Regions from separate parts of the Mus musculus genome. Here region 1 is linked to region 2. Evidence: chromatin loops called from intact Hi-C (ENCODE). Cell type or tissue: left cerebral cortex. All regions are shown on one strand.

Region 1 (8,000 bases), 76 kb after region 2:
ATCTGGAAGCCTCAGCTGATGCTCAACACACTGACTGGTTCTCACAGGGGACCGTGGGGGATGGGGGACAGTGACTTAGCAGCCAGGAGAGGTCTCTTGGATACTGGGAGAGCTGTCACTGTGATTCATGGCTCCTCTGACATCACAGAGCGCTTTTTGTGATGCAAAGTCAAACATTGTCTAGACACACACTGGGGGCCAAGGGACACAGAGTTGTCCTGTGTGGCTGGTTGAAAGTTGAATACGACAGACATGGAAGCATATGGTTCCCATCATGCGCTGAGACTTGTGTTTTCTCGGGTGTGACACACTTAAGAGGGGGTAATATATAAAAGACTGTCACAAGTCAGGGAAGAAGTTATGCTTACCGGTCGGTCCCTTGAGCAGGAACCAGTACACAACACAAGGCTACCAGCAAATGCTCAGGTTGGAGCAGGCAGAGGGAACAGGTATGCACAGAGGTCTTTAGGGTGGCCTTTGAAGGAATGACAGGGTGAGGCAAGCCAAACAAGTTTAGGGTTGGCTAACTGAAAGTTTCAGAGGGTTCTGGGCTGTCCCTAGCTGCATCCAACCTTCGCAGGGGCATTTAGAGCAGGTGTGCAGTGACCCAGTGACCAATGAGAATGGTGCTGAATCTGCTCTGGGCTGGATCTGGTTTGTACTGAGACACTGCAGGCAAGCAGTCTGGAGGTTGGCCACCCTGGCAAAAAGCATTGTCAGAAATTGTCACCATTGTCAGCAAGGATATTAAATGCTGAAACACCAGAATACACAGCCTAAAAGGCCTGGTTAGAATGCACACAGACAAAACAAACACACACACACACACACACACACACACACACGTACATGCACTCGCACATACCAACACATGTGCCTTCTCCATCCTGGAAGTAGCCATTGCCTCCTTTTCCCAGAGCAGGCCCTCTGTGCCCTTTAATTGCCAAGAGCATTTTGGAAACTTCAGTGATGTAGTTAAAAAAAAACAAAAACAAACCAAAAAACCCCCAAGTGTTATAATTATGCACTGTTGTGTATATTTTTGCCTTTACATCTTACTTGGAAACTACAAAAACCAAATAGAGGAAAACAAGAGGCCCAGGCAAACAGCCAGCATCCCGTGGGCAGAGCCAGCCGGGGCTCAAAAGGGAGGGTGGCCTCTTCAATGTCACTGGTTTTTCCACTTGCACAGGGGAAAAGGCCCTGGCACTTGCCTACACAGGTATCCCCAATGGCCACCACGTTTCCCGTGCTGTATCCTGGGAGGCCTGGTGAGGAAGGAGCCTGCCGTGTGTGAGGCCTGGTTTAGTCAGCCCTGGGTTCTACTTGGGAGATCATGGGTTCCCCTCCCACGGTCCATCCCAGAGACCTCCACATCAGTGAGACACCAGAAGGTCTGTGTGAAGATCCTCTGATGTCTAAGAGTGGGTATTAACCTGACACACCCAGTAAAAGGGAGCCCCAGTTGAGACATTGCCTCCATTAGATTGTCCCCTGGCCACACCTGTGGATTATTTCTGGGTTGCTACTTGATGTAGAAGGACACTGTGGGCGGTGCCATCCCTAGGCAGGTGCTTTGGGGCTGTATAAGAAAGCTACCTAAGCATGAGCCAGGGAGTGAGTCAGAAACCTACCCCAGCACTGCCCCATGGCCTCTGCTTCAGTTCCCACTTCAGCACCCTGTTTAAGCTCCCTCTGGATTTCCTCAAAGATGGATTATAAGCCAAGTAAGCTCCTTCCTTCCCCACAAGCTACTTTCAGTCCGTGTTTTATCACAACAGCAGAAAATTGAACTTGCTGTAAACCACTCATTCTCAAAGGAAAGGCCTTCAGCTGCACAATGGCAGAGGACATGCAACACAACAGAGCCTGTTCTTGAACAGACTTTGTGAATGGGGTCTGGCTGTTTGTGCTAAGGAAAGCTTTGCCTCCACATGGCTGCATTTACTTAGTTTTTGATTGACCCTGGTACAGCCAGTCTTTCAGTAGCAGCTGCTTCAGCCAGCCAGCGCTAAGAAGTGTCAACAACTGTACCTCTTCCTCTCTACCAACTTCCCTGCCTTTCCCAGCAGACAGGGCACGGCCTTTTCTTCTTTTCTTGAGATTCGGCTGTGTGTGAGTGTGAGCCTCGCATGTGGCTGTTTACGTTTGTGTGAATGCGTGTGTATGGAGGTCAGAGGACAACCTTGGTAGCCATCCATCTTCCTTTCTCTTGCTTGCCTGGAGCTCAGCAATTAGGCAAAAGTGACCTTGGGGATTCTGTCTTTGCCTCTCAGGGCTGGGATCACAAGCACAAGAGGACACCCTGGATTTTGGCACAGAATTCATGACCTCCTGCTTGTGAGGCAAGTACTTTGTCAGCTCAGCTGCCCCCCACCCCACCCCAGCCAAGGACCTGAAGTATTTAAATATGCATAGAGCACTACATTCAGAGCAAAGCCCGCTCTTCTTAGCATCCCTTGCAGCTCAGTGCAGCTACAGCCTCCCTTGCAGCTCAGTGCAGCTACAGCCTCCCTTGCAGCTCAGTGCAGCTACAGCCTCCCTTGCAGCTCAGTGCAGCTACAGCCTCCCTTGCAGCTCAGTGCAGCTACAGCCTCCCTTGCAGCTCAGTGCAGCTACAGCCTCCCTTGCAGCTCAGTGCAATGTACAGAAAGAAAATTAAGGTCTCGTAGACTTCAGAGAGAGTTTTTAAGCAATGGGGTTCTTTAACTCCTACCTTTCTCTTGGTCTCATGGCTCTGTGTGTAAGAGTGCCACTGATCTCCAAGTGGCCCCAGTGAATGAGGACCACCTACTGAGTGAAACAGGAGCCTTGGCCTTGTGGGGCTGTTTACTCTCAAACAGTTCTACCAGAAGAAAACCACAGCTGGATTGAGGTCCTCACTGGTACAGAAAGAAGCCTTAGCATGGTACTCTGCTGCCTGACTCACTCAGAGAGGCCACTCTGGGGTCCTTGTGGGAAACACCACCCCATATTAGAGTAGCACAGACCATGTTTCCTGCATCTTGACACCGCCTCACCCCTGCAAGGCAAGGAAAGACTCAGGCTTTGGAAAATACAAATATAAATTTTCTCTAGATTTTCTTTCTCAGCCATGAGCAAAATCTTTGTGTGATGACACCGTGATTAAAAAGAGGGTTCAAGGGCTGGAGAGATGGCTCAGAGGCTAAGAGCAGTGGCTGCTCTTCTAGAGGTCCTGAGTTCAATTCCCAGCACCAACTATAATGATATCTGGTGACATTTTCTGGTGTGCAGGCAAACATGCAAGCAGAACATTGTATACATAATCAATCAATCAATCAATCAATCAATCAATAAACCAACCAACCAACCAACCAACCAATCTTTAAAAAGAAAGAAGGAAAAGACAGTTCAATTCTTATTCCACACAGAAAATAGGAAAAGAAAAAAAAATCCAGTAGCCTGATCTGAGTCAGACTCCCTGCTTTTCCTGCACTCCCTGTGAGGATAAGAGCCCACGTGTGTGTATGCACACCAACACACACTCTTGCTCATGCACTGCGCCTCACTCCCCATCCCCCCATGCCCCCTCTCTCACACTCCCTACCTCACCCCTCATCTTACTCACTTCAGTTTAGGGAGGGGGAGGAGGGACAGATGGCACCTTGGGATTTCTGCTGGGGCGGAGGAGGATGTAGAGGGTGGGAGGATGCTGCAGAGGGTTGTAGCTTTGTCTCTGTGCCTCTTCCATATGTTGGACTGGGGGCTTTACCTTCCTCCAAGAAGCCTATCCATCATGGGACCCCACCTCAATCCCTGAAGCTCCTGCAGTTCCTGCTCTGGATAGAAGCAGTTCATGGTCCTGAGGTCCTTCTCTCCCCATTCATGGTGATCTCTGGGGTTGAGGCAGGGCTAGGACCCCTCACAACCAATCAGAGTCACTTACTTCATTCTCTGGACCATCCTGTCAATGGCCCCGGACAGGGAGATTCTGCTATTGAGTACTTGGTCGCAGCAGCCCTTTCCATGTGGACGTTCGCTCCACGTCTGGATTTGGTGGAGGAGTTGGCTTGTCGTGGCTGACTAGGGGCAGCGAAGGGTGAGGGACCCTAAAATCGGGCTCACTGACTCCGGCTTTCTGGATAGACTGTGGTGACGAGGAGGTCTGCTCGGAGTATAGCTTAGTAGGGCTCCCTGTATGGAGCCCTCCACTTAATCAGCATGAAACACTGCCTGAGCCAGGAGAAGACGGCCATCAATGAAAGGGGGCCATGGGGACTAGTGAGTCCTGCCCACAAGGACCCCAATCGTTCCAGTTAATGTCTGCTCTTGGGTCCTGAGCAGGTAAGTTTTGGGTGACAATCTTCCTAGGGTGAGTATGAGGCACAGATGCCACGGAGCTATGCTCATAACTCACCCTGTCACCCTGGTTTCTGGGCTGCTGTCTCTGCATCCGCATTTCTGTAGATGTGAACAGCCACACATGTTGTACCTCTAAACAGGTAAAATATATCTTTTTCCGTTGTTTTCTCTTCTTTTGTCTTCCTCCTCGGCTCCTAAAGGTCTGTGTGGAAGGCAGCTTCCCCAGAATCTATTTCTCAATAGCACAACACCGAGAAGGATCAGATGGGAGAACACACACACACACACACACACACACACACACACACACACACACACACACATTAAAACGACTCCACGCAAATGGCAAGAACTACTGGAAAACCTCACAGCAGCTGGGAAATACTGCTGGGAGGGAGAATAGTGCCCCACCTCCACAGCTTTGTGAGTTCCTGATAGCATCAACACCAGTGCCTCCTGCTCTGTGAAGACCCACTCTCGGACACCTCCCGAGCCACCTGGACCTTGCTAAATTCCAGGCTCTGCTCAGAAGGGCCTGGGAGGTTCCCAAAACCTTCTCTTAAACAAGTGAGATGGGAAAAGCCGTTAGCTGGAAGTGAGGCTTTGTGAGGTCACCCGCAGTCCTCGCTGCAGCCTGAGAGACTGGCCACTGGCAGGTGACCTTTTCCCCAGGGAAATGACCTCTTGGGTGACTGAGCTTTTGGGTGAGCGACCTCTCCAGTCAGTGATTGCCTCAGTAAGTGACACTGTCAGGTATGAAATGTCCTTGGGTTGGAGTCCTCTTCAGGGCCACCTGGCAGGAACACGGTGAATCTAGGATTTAAACGCAGATCTCTTCGCGCCTACAGTCCCCAGTCTAATACCATGGTGACTTCAGCTGCCCAGATGATTTTTTCCAATAAAATTTTAGTGTATTTCATCATGTCTCAGTAATTAATCATGGTTGTAAAATCATGGAAAATTAATTATGAGATCTACTCCCCTTCAGCAACCCTGAGCTATGAACACTGACCTTGTGTTAGCCTGTCCTGATTGAGCTGAAGTGAGATACTGTCACCGATGCCTGGCTCTGGAAGGAGAGTCAATGCCAAGCATCCATCACGTGAGCTCTTACCGCTAAGAGCTCGGCAGAAACCAGAAAGCACTTACAGCGGCCTCAGACTGCAGCGATTTTCTTGGTTCCAGCAGAACCTTTGCCAGAGAGTAACCCAGGCCTGCAGTGTTTGCTATCACCTGGGAAGGGATGCTACCGGGTGCCACTGAAGACAGACTGTTTCCCTGGGTGGGAACCCTAAGCCAGGCCAGCTCAGCCTTGGACAGACCCCCACACTAGAAAATTCCACCGCGGATGCGCCTCACATGGCTGGGCTCTGGGGCCAGGAGGATGCACATCAGTTCCTGCGGCTCCTTGTCTTGGTGGGGAGAGAAATCACGAGAGAGAACCCAGAACAGGACTCTGGGGGGTGGGACAGCCAAAGGGAGGGTCAGAGGTCAGAGGCCAGATGTGTGTTAGTGAGCTCTGCTCCGTGCCCACTCTTGTCATGATCCATGTGTTTGACAACTTGCTTTGAAGGTGGTGGGACAAGTAAATAGAATTTCCAAAAAAGTCCTCTACTTTAACAGAGAAAAGCCATAACTCCAGGGGACCCAAAACTGGAGTTGAACTAGCAAGCAGGCTCTGCTGCTGGGGAGACAGGGTTTCTTAAAGGATGGTTTATCTACCCATCTTCACTGTGGGATAGGGGCATTGTGGGGTGGGAACACTGTGGGGAGGAAACACTGAGGGGTGGGAGCACTGTGAGGTGGGAGCACTGTAGGGTGGGAACACTGTGAGGTGGGAGCACCGTGGGGTAGGAGCACTGTGTGGTATGAACACCTTGGAGTGGAAGCACTGTGGGGTGGGAACACTGGTGTGATAACACTGTGAGGCAGGAGAACTATGGGGTGGGAACATTGTAGGGTAGTCACCCTGTGAGATGGGAACACTGTGAGGTAGGAGCACTGTGGAGTGGGAGCAATGTGGAATATGAACACTGATGGGTGGGAGCACTGTAAGGTGGTGACACTGGGTTGGGAGCACTGTGGGGTGGTAACACTGTGAGGTGGGAGCACTGTGGGGTGGGAACACTGTGAGGTGGGAGCACCATGGAGTAGGAGCACTGTAGGGTGGGAGCACTGTGGGGATGGTAACACTGTGGGACAGTAACACTGCAGAATGGGAACACTGTGAGGTAGGGGCACCGTAGGGTAGGAGCACTGTGTGGTATGAACACCTTGGAGTGGAAGCACTGTGGGGTGGTAACACTGTAGGGTAGTAACCCTGTGAGATGGGAACACTGTGAGGTGGGAGCACTGAGGGATAGGAGCACTGTGGAGTGGGAGCAGTGTGGAGTATGAACACTGATGGGTGGGAGCACTGTGAGGTGGTGACACTGGGGTGGAAGCACTGTAGGATGGTAACACTGTGAGGTGGGAGCACTGTGGGGTGGGAACACTGTGAGGTGGGAGCACTGTGGGGTGGGAACACTGTGAGGTGGGAGCACTGTGGGGTGGGAACACTGTGAGGTGGGAACACTGGGGAAGGAGCACTGTGGGGTATGAACACCGTGGAGTGGGAGCACCATGGGGGTAGGAGCACTAAAGGGTGGAAGCACTGTGGGGTGGTATTACTGTGGGGTGGGAGCACCATAGGGTGGAAACACTGTGGGTTAGGGACAGTGTGGGATGGGAACACTGTGGGGTGGGAACACTTTGGGCAGGGACTGAACTCTGCTCTCCCTGAGAAGCCCAGGATGTCTCCTCACAGCCGATCTCTCTTGTGTTCTGTGAGCAGCTGGTGGGAGGATGCCAGCCTCACCTCCCCCTCGGCCTCCAGAATTTCCTCAGAGCCTCCCTGTCCCATGGGTCACCTTAGGTGCTGGACACAGCATGACTTCAGAATACCTTGGAGGTCTAATCGTAGCATCCAGACATAAAGGCCAGGTTGGCTTTGGGAAGGTGCAGATCTACAGAGACAGTCTGGGGGACCTGGGCTGTAATCGACCGGTCATGTTGTGTGACACCCGAGCCAGAAGCAGGTGGCAGATGGCCATAGAGGACAGAACTCTGTAAACAGCCCTTTGAAGCCTCCAGGCCTCCAGACCAGGCAGGATGATCTCGTGTTTCCTGCCTCCTCTCCCAGGTCAGCCCTCACACGATGGCGATGGCGAGTGCTGCAGTCCACCCACCTGCCTACACAGGGCAGCACCTCTGGGGGTGGGGTCAGCCCTGGGGACTGCTGGGTAGGGAGGTGGAGCAGGACCAGGTGAATGGTTGCCTGCCATCCTCCCACAGGTGCCCAAGGCAGGGATGTCACTCAGCTGTCATCTCCAGTCAAATGGGAGGAATCCTGACGCTCTTCCCCCAATTTTGCTGTGTTGTCTTGAGGGTACAAGGAGGCAGGAGGCCCAGCAATCTGGGGGCCGAACGAGCACAGTGTGTGCAGGACCTGGGCGGTTTCTGCTGTGACTATTTTAGTTGACTAAGAGTTGTTTTATTGCAATCCAGGGAAAGGAAAATTCTGTCCCTTTGTTGTGAAACAGTTTTTGCGTGACACTGACTTAGCTGAAATTAGTTTTTCTTATACAAGTGTATCCCCCTGTAGTGAAACCTGAACCAGCAGCTGAGTCAAGTCTCTG
Region 2 (8,000 bases):
AACCCTGCTGTCGGCCTTGCTCATTGGCTCACACTGCCTTCTCCTCAGTACCCTCCTGGGAAAACATGCTGAATGGATGCTGCCACACTGCTGGCCACAAGCTGCCGTGTGACTGACCAGCCAGCTCCACCTTTGGCCCAGAGATGGCTTTGCCTGCTTACAGTTGGCATCTGGTGTGACAGGCCAGAGCCCATGGTTAAATATTTTGATTCTCAACCTTGAAGCTCTAGTTTAGAGGCTGCTATGCGGGTGAGACCAGAAGCCAGCAGAGGGTTGAGGGAGGCAGAGACCTCTCTCCCAGTGGGAGGAGGGGAACCCAGCAGTTGGACCTTTTGCTCTCCGTAGCTCTGGTATGAATTTGGCTTCAGCTCTGGCCTCTAAACGGTGGGAATGTAACACCGGGTGCTCATAAACAGGGATAGAAAGGGTTTCTGCCTAAGTTGTCATGAACTTAAGTTTCAGCATAAGTTGGGGGTGGGGAGGTGGCTCTGTGGACAAGATCCCTAGCTGTCCTTGCACAAAGACCTCAGCACCCATGCAAGAAGCTGGGTGTGGCTGCGTGGGTGCCTGTAGCCCCAGGGCTGTGAGGGCGGAGACAGGAGGACTGCTGGGCTTGCTGGATGCTTGCCTAGCTCTGGACCCAGTCACAGACCCTTTCTCAAGGGGGCTGGGGGTTGGGGTAAAGCAGATTGATGGTTCAGGATATCTGACATTCTCCTCTGGCCTGGGTGTGCATACCAGCACATACTTGCACACACAGCACACATGTATCACACACATAGACCTACATATACCACACACACACACACACACACACACACACACACACACACACACGGGTTGGTTGGGGAGGAGGAGGAGAGAGAAATGAATTAGTAAAGGCAAGGATAGCGTTGGAAGTTTGGATGTGAAAACAATTGGGAGAGAGCTTATGTGAGGTGGCTGTGTGCGAGGGGGCGGGGGTGTTGGAAAAAGGAGGGAAGTCTTCCCAGCACCTGCTTGTCCAGTTGTCCCTGATTTCCAACCCTGGCGCCTCTGGTGGGATAGCTGTGGGCTGTGAGGGTTTCTCTTGACTTCCAGTGGTGTTGGGGTTAGTAAAGTTCCTCCGCTGTGTCCTCAGGACCTTTCTGGAGATGAGCAGCTAAGGAGGAGGGGGCTCTCAGACCACTGTGGCTCCATCCCATAGGCAAAAGGGGAAAGGAGATGCTCTCCCTCTCTCTGCTTCCTGACTGCGCTTGGGATGCCAGCAGCACCGGCTGCCTTTAACTCTGGGCTCAAGTGAACTCTTTGTCCCTTAGAAGGGGATTGGAGCCAAGAGCCACATGCGTGTTCTCTCCCCCTCCCCCATCTTTCCCTTTCTCCTCTGGCTGCCATGATATAAACAGACCTTGTTTGATGACGGGTTTAACTGTGAGCCCAAATAAGCCCACCTCCTGAAAGTTGTCCTCTCTGGTAGTTTGCTACTTAGGACCCTATGCTCCAGTTTGGATATGTGACCCAGAGTTGGCTAATGCATGCAATCTGTGTCCTGACTAGGAATTGGTCAGACATGAGCCCATGATACTTTGGTGGACCAATCAGACCAGGCCAAAGATTTTCTTTTGAGCTCTTGAATGAGGGCAACTTCTACTGGGTGACTGGGGAGCTATGGAGGCCACAATGGGCAGGAAATGGAAGCAGGCAACCTGGGAGGGAGAGGTAGGATTCCAAAGCGGTTCCCAAGATTCCTACTGTCACTGTCCCTTTGGATGTGTGCAGGACTATGGCACAATGGTTTCACCCTAGGACAAGGCTGTGGCAAGGGATTTTGCAGATAGGATTAAGCTCCCAAGTCAGTTAATAGAATTTACTGGAAGGGAGATTGTCTTGCTTAGGCCCAGTTAATCAGGCACAAGCCTCAAGGGGCTTGGGTTCTTTCTAGAATAATGATCTCTAGCTGGTCGTAAAGGGAGGGGTACATCGTCATCTTCGGGAGGCCACATGGTGCAGATTATCCTGACTGACAGTAAATATTCAGAATCTCGGGCTGGCATGTACTTCAGTTGGTAGAGTGATTGCCTAGTGTGCACGAAGCCTTGGGCTTTCATCCCAGCACACTAGGCAGATGCATGGCTCTAATTCTGCATTCCAGGAGTGGCGGTGCATGGCTCTAATTCTGGCCTTAGGAAGATGAGGCAGGAGAACAAGAAGTTCAAGATTGTTTGAGGCCAGCCTGGGCTATGTGAGACTCTCTCAAAGACAAAAGCTGCCGGGCGTGGTGGCGCACGTTTAATCCCAGCACTCGGGAGGCAGAGGCAGGCGGATTTCTGAGTTCAAGGCCAGCCTGGTCTACAAAGTGAGTTCCAGGACAGCCAGAGCTATACAGAGAAACCCTGTCTCAAGAAACAAACAAACAAAAAAAAAGACAAAAGCTGTCCTTGAAATCTTAGCCCCCACCCCTACCACAAGGAACTGAATTCTGGAAACTACAGTCACAGCCTTGCCTGCTGTCAGGCCAGGCCTCCATTTCAGCCCGCTGTGACACTGAACAGATGATAAGGAAGCCCATAGCCAGACCCTTGGGACCAGTGGGGAAATTAACAGCATTGTTCTATACTGTGTGGGGTGACTTATGCAATGCTCTATACTGTGTGGAGTGACTTATGCAATGCTCTATACTGTGTGGAGTGACTTATGCAATGCTAGGAAGTGAAGGCAGGTTCAAGCACCTAGATCATGCTGTGCCTGAAGCCACATTGTCACACATAGACTTTAGGTCATGTCAGCCTATAAGGTGCTCTCCTCCTCCTCTTCCTCCTCTCCCTCCTCCTCCTCCTCTTCCTCCTCTCCCTCCTCCTCCTCTTTTAAACTCAATTCTTTTAAAAACTCATTTATTAATCATCTTCTTGCTACTGTGTTTCTGTAGTGTATATAGGGTGCTAGGTGTGTGGAGGTCAGAGGTCAGTTTGTAGGTGTTCTCTCCTTCTACCTTGGGATCCTGGATTTGAACCCAGGCCATTAGGCTTGCTCCCGAGGGCTTTTACCCACAGACCCGTTTTAAGGCCTTGATTCTTGACAAATATCCAGGATTGCATCCCATGGATGGGCCTAGTCCACGTGCCTGATCTATGTGGTCACTTACTGAGCCTGGGATCCTCTCTGGTTCCAGGACTGAGCTGTGACTTGTGCGTGTGGTGTGACTCATATGTCCGATGTCCTGCACAGCAGCTCCAGGGATGTGCCATCTGTCTATAGCCTCTGGACTCCTCCTGGCACCTCTCGTGGGGCCCTTCAGGGCATGAGTGGATAGTGTGTTTATTGGAGGGAGATTGACACACATTTTCCACAAAGGCCTAAGTAGTAAATAGTTACGTGTTACAAGCCGCAGATGGTCTTCTTTTGTACACATTCTTTTTCTGTTCAACGCCTGTTTAAAATTGGCAACGCCATTCTTAGTCTGTGGGCCACAGGAAGCAGAGGAGTTAGATCCGGCCTGTGGGCTGCAGGTGGCTCATTCTGTCTTGGAACACAGACTGGAGCCAAATTCTTGGGCTTGAACCTCCAGCCCCAATCATCTGAGACGCAGAGCAAGGGCTTCAGGCATATTCCCTGTGTGGAAAGGGGGATCTGAGAGAGTCCACCTCTTGAGGTGATTATGACGTCAAATGAACTGAGATGCAAGGCTGTGGCTGTGTTTGGGCCGAGACAGGGCTTCCAATTATTCTTTTTGTTTGTTTTTTGGGTTTTTTTTTTTTTGTTTTGTTTTTTTGTTTTGTTTTGTTTTTCGAGACAGGGTTTCTCTGTATAGCCCTGGCTGTCCTGGAACTCACTTTGTAGACCAGGCTGGCCTCGAACTCACAAATCTGCCTGCCTCTGCCTCCAGAGTGCTGGGATTAAAGGTGTGTGCCACCACGCCCGGCAATTGTTTTCCAATTATTCTTGGCATGGTCTTTAATGGCTGCTTCTTTCCCACCTTGCAAACTCCCAGCTGGGTGAGACAGTCTCTTGGGTCAGATTGTAGGACTGGACCTCTGGGTTTCTCCAAATCTCTGTATCCATCCAGAATGACTGTAGGTGGATAACTTAGATAATGGATAGGGGCTCCCCTTCACCCACACCTGTGGAGTGTGGCACTCTCATAGTGGCACTGGGAGGGAGATGGTAACTCCCCTGGGGCCTGACAGAACACAGCGAGGTAAGATGGGCTCAGCTCCATCCCCCATCCCACGGTGGATGGGCTCAGCTCCATCCCCCATCCCACGGTGCTGGCAGAACCTCACAACTCCAAGTTCATGCTGGCCCAGAACCCGGCAATGCGATCTCACTTGGAAATCATCTTTGATGTAAACAATTAAGGTGAGCTCAGCGTTCGCTAGCGTGAGACCTGCTCCCATTGCCAGTGGGGGAAGACGTGGGGAGCTAGAGAGACCCAGGCAAAAGCCCTGTGAAGCCAAGGACAGATAGCAGAGGCATGCAGCCACAAGCCAGGGAGCCCAGGACTCCTGCAGACCTCGGGAGTTGGAAGAGGCAGGAAGGCTCCTTCCTGAAACCCCAGAGGGAGCTGCTGCTGACTGAAGCTTCTCCTAAAACTCTGGTGCATAGAGAAGCCAGGGAGACAAGCCGGCAGCTTGTGGTTATCAGTATTGGGATCCTAGGAAAGAGACAAGCACACAGTGGGGCTACACCTCTTCCATTTAGGAACTAGACAGTTCCACTAGGGCCTCGACTAGTCCCATCCAGTAAATGGTCTAGAATGTGAGAAGAGCCCCTTCCACTGTCAGGTTTGTAAACACCTCCTCCTGCTTAAGACCCGAGGGAGAATCTTTAGCCAGAACTCAGAAGCATAGACTTGGTTTACGGGTTAGTGTTGGCTCTAGGCATGGTAAAATTTATTTTTATTTTATTTTTTCAAGACAGGGTTTCTCTGTGTAGCCCAGGTCCACTCCTGGCTGTGGATGATTTGAAGGGAGTCGGGGGAGGGGAGGCACGGGACATAATTCACTCCTTCTTCTGCAAGGGAACTTGAGGGAGCACTCCCGGTACATGTAGCTTTTCTGCCCTGGAGGTTGACTGCGGTTAGTGTTGGGGCATCAGAGGAGCCTCAGTGAGAAGTCTGTGCACGTGTCTAGAACCAACACACAGGGGTCCCTGGCTAGAGCAGAACTCAAGCTGGGGATATTCAGCGAGGTTGATCAGAACCCAGTGGCCTGTTCCTCTGGCCCTGGGAAACCCCTAAACTCTGGATTCTGTGGACGGAGACTACAGCTCCTGAGATCCACTCAGCACCTAGGGCTGACCTACCAGGATCCCCTACTTTTCTCTGTGTCCTCCTTGGAGCAGGACCTTGTCTTAGCCCTTGGCTCTGGCCTCTGAGGTACCTTGTCTTCAGGCCCACCCTGTCCCGTAAGTACCAGTGATGACTCATCATTTGGGCTTACTTTTGCTTGGCAGTGGCTTTGTCTGGCACTGGTGCCCACAAGGGCTGGGCAGCCAACCAAGACAGCATCAGAGGCTCCTGGGACAAGCCAGACTCAGCCCACCCAGTCCTTATCCCCTTAGAGAAGGCAGCAAGGGGATGAGAGTGGTCCTGATAACTCACTGCAGATGTTGAGCAAATAGTAAGCTGGCCACAGCTGGTTAAAGCAGGACGGGGCTTTGTTCAGAGACACTGAGCCATCAGGGTCAGGCTTAGCCATGTGTGGACCCCTGACCATCTACCAAGGCCACCATGACACTCTACTGCCCTGGAGGAACCCAAGCCCACACTCAGGCATAGCCATTACCTCTCAAGGCTCCACATCCCATCCTCTATGGAAGGACCCAGAGCAGGGGACCACAGCCATCCACAGAGGAGTCTGGGAATCCACATGGTAATTCCAAAGAGGCGACTTTGGTACCCATTTTATAGCTGGAGAAATGGAGAGCCAAGGCCACACAGCTGAAAGGCATCCTATCCTGAGGTGGATCCTCCTCTGTTACCTCTAGAATCCACCAGTCTGGTAATTTGCCATTTTGAAATTGGTCTGGGCAGGTAGGGACCATCCTGGAGACAAGAGTAAAGTGTCGTGAGGGTATTGGGTGGCTATGAAGGGAAAAAAAAAAACCAGCTGCTTTCAAACACCGCACCACTGCAAAAGGCCTGGTCCGAGCACTCCCTGCAGCCCCATTCCTAGGCCTGTTCATGTTTAGGGAACCTTGGAGCAGAAAGAGCAAGTGACTTTGCTGGAGGTTCTAGAAGATACTTCAGCCTTTCAAAGGCGGTACATGCGACATAGAAAATGGCGCAAACTTCCCTCTGCAACCTTTGCCTCCTGGAGGCCCCGGTGCTGGGCTGGGCTTCAATCGAAGTGAACACTATGTGGCTGAGGCAGCTGAGTGAGTCGTCAGTGTTCAGGTTCAACCTCACAGAAGGACGCAGTGGCAGTCAGGTACTGTCATAGCCTATGCAATGTAGCTGCAGAACGTTCTCACTGAGGTGGGAAGCAGTTTTGCCTGCCCAGTGAAGTTCATGTGCGCATACCTGGTTGGAGGACCCACCCCAGGGTCCACCTTTCAGCTGTGTGACCTTGGTTCTTTATTTCTGTATCTATAAAGTGGCTGCCAAACTCGCCTCTTCCTTTGTTACCTCCAGAATCGTCCAGCGGATCAAATAGGCCTGTATGTAGCATACCACAGAAGGGCCAGCTATGCTGGCAGGAGCTGCCTTGCCTTCCCTTCATCCATCGGATTCCATGTCAGTAACTTTCTAAAGGTCCCCCGTGGCAAAGGAAGACAGAATGAGTGATTTGCTGGCAGCTGCTTTCCTGCAGGTTCCTATGGCTGCAGAAGCCTGGCTCTGGCCTTCCCGGTTGGAGCCCACTCTTTAGGCAGTTAGTGAACTGAGAGCCTTCTCGAGCCTTCAACAGAGCCCACCCGTGGCGAGCCATTAGCAGGCACTGTGAAGATCAGTGGCCACAGGCTCCCTGCCTCAACCAGCAGCAAAGACCTCTAAGCAAGCATTGTTCTGGGGTGACCCACAGACCACGCTGATCCCACAGTGTCACTTCAGAGCAGGAAATCAGGAAGGGAGGGGCCTTCTAGTGCCCAGAGGCTGCCTGCCTGCCTGTGGAGCTTTAGGAAGGGGCTTTGATCATGTGGCCAGGGCTGGCAGCAGCTTTGATGAGACATTTATTCACTCTTATGAGTGGGTGAGGAGTTCCACGGAAAAGCTTCGGACTCTGGGGCCAGAAAGGGTGACGTTTCCCAACTCCTGCTCCCAGGCCCCGAGTTTTGTAGGTAACAAGTTTCTGAGAGCTTGCTGGAAGAAACTTGAATTTGTGCAGGTGGTCCAAGGCTAGCTCAGGGTGGGTGGCTACTGGTTGTTTGCATTTCTCAGTTTGGCCCCTGGACCTGAGGCTTCAGGATCCCCGTGCAACTAATGAGCAAGGTAATCTTGAGTTCCACAACAGGCCACTGCTGAGCCATCTCTGTCTCCTCCACCTTCCAATCCTCCAGGCCCCCAACCTGGTGGTATTTGACAAGCAGGAAAAGGATGGATGAGACTCTGTGGCTGTTGGGATGGCTCACACAGATATTAACACTGGGGAGACGGGGAGCAAGGAGGTTCCAGGGCATGTGTTAGAGAGGGCTTCTGGGATGGATTCTGTGTCTGCCATCCATCAGGTGTTGTGGCTTCTGAAGTCACCTTTCCCCTCTGTTACAAGATGACTGCCAACAGCAACGGAAGTCATCAAGTTTTCTCTTCAGGGCCATTAGCCTCCTTAGCCATGTATCCTTTCCATGCCTGGACCACTCACAAGAGTCAGGGGATTGCTAGATGTCCCTGGCATAGTCATCAAGAATCCTTGGGGCTGGGAACCTTGATGGTGTCCTCTAAACCACTACGGGGCTCTGCACAGGATGTGGGAACCAGAGCCTGGTTAGGCTTCTGTTGTGCCAGAAGGCACACGGTGTAACAGTAGGCAGTCTCCTGGGCAGGGCTATGGGGTACCAGTATATCCTTAGATAAACAGTTGGCACTG

Evidence for each region. Peaks named below come from ENCODE experiments on the same cell type or tissue, not always from the same donor. Only the 100,000 strongest peaks of a DNase experiment are listed, where the experiment ranks them.
Region 1: a loop joins it to region 2, with 6 times the contacts of the local background. A loop is called at or near these places in 5 of 42 quality-filtered maps.

Annotation. Positions count from the first base shown.
Region 1 is chr2:166,237,949-166,245,948 of GRCm38, forward strand. No RefSeq gene overlaps it. Among named protein-coding and RNA genes, the nearest start is that of Gm11468, 32 kb to the right of the region's middle. In left cerebral cortex, no CTCF peak of the experiment used is centred here; DNase peaks (open chromatin) are centred at 88 and 3,581.
Region 2 is chr2:166,162,173-166,170,172 of GRCm38, forward strand. It overlaps Gm30320 (a long non-coding RNA gene), which reads left to right and starts at 261. Exons shown (of 4, transcript XR_866951.1): 1 at 261-350. In left cerebral cortex, no CTCF peak of the experiment used is centred here; DNase peaks (open chromatin) are centred at 3,409 and 5,447.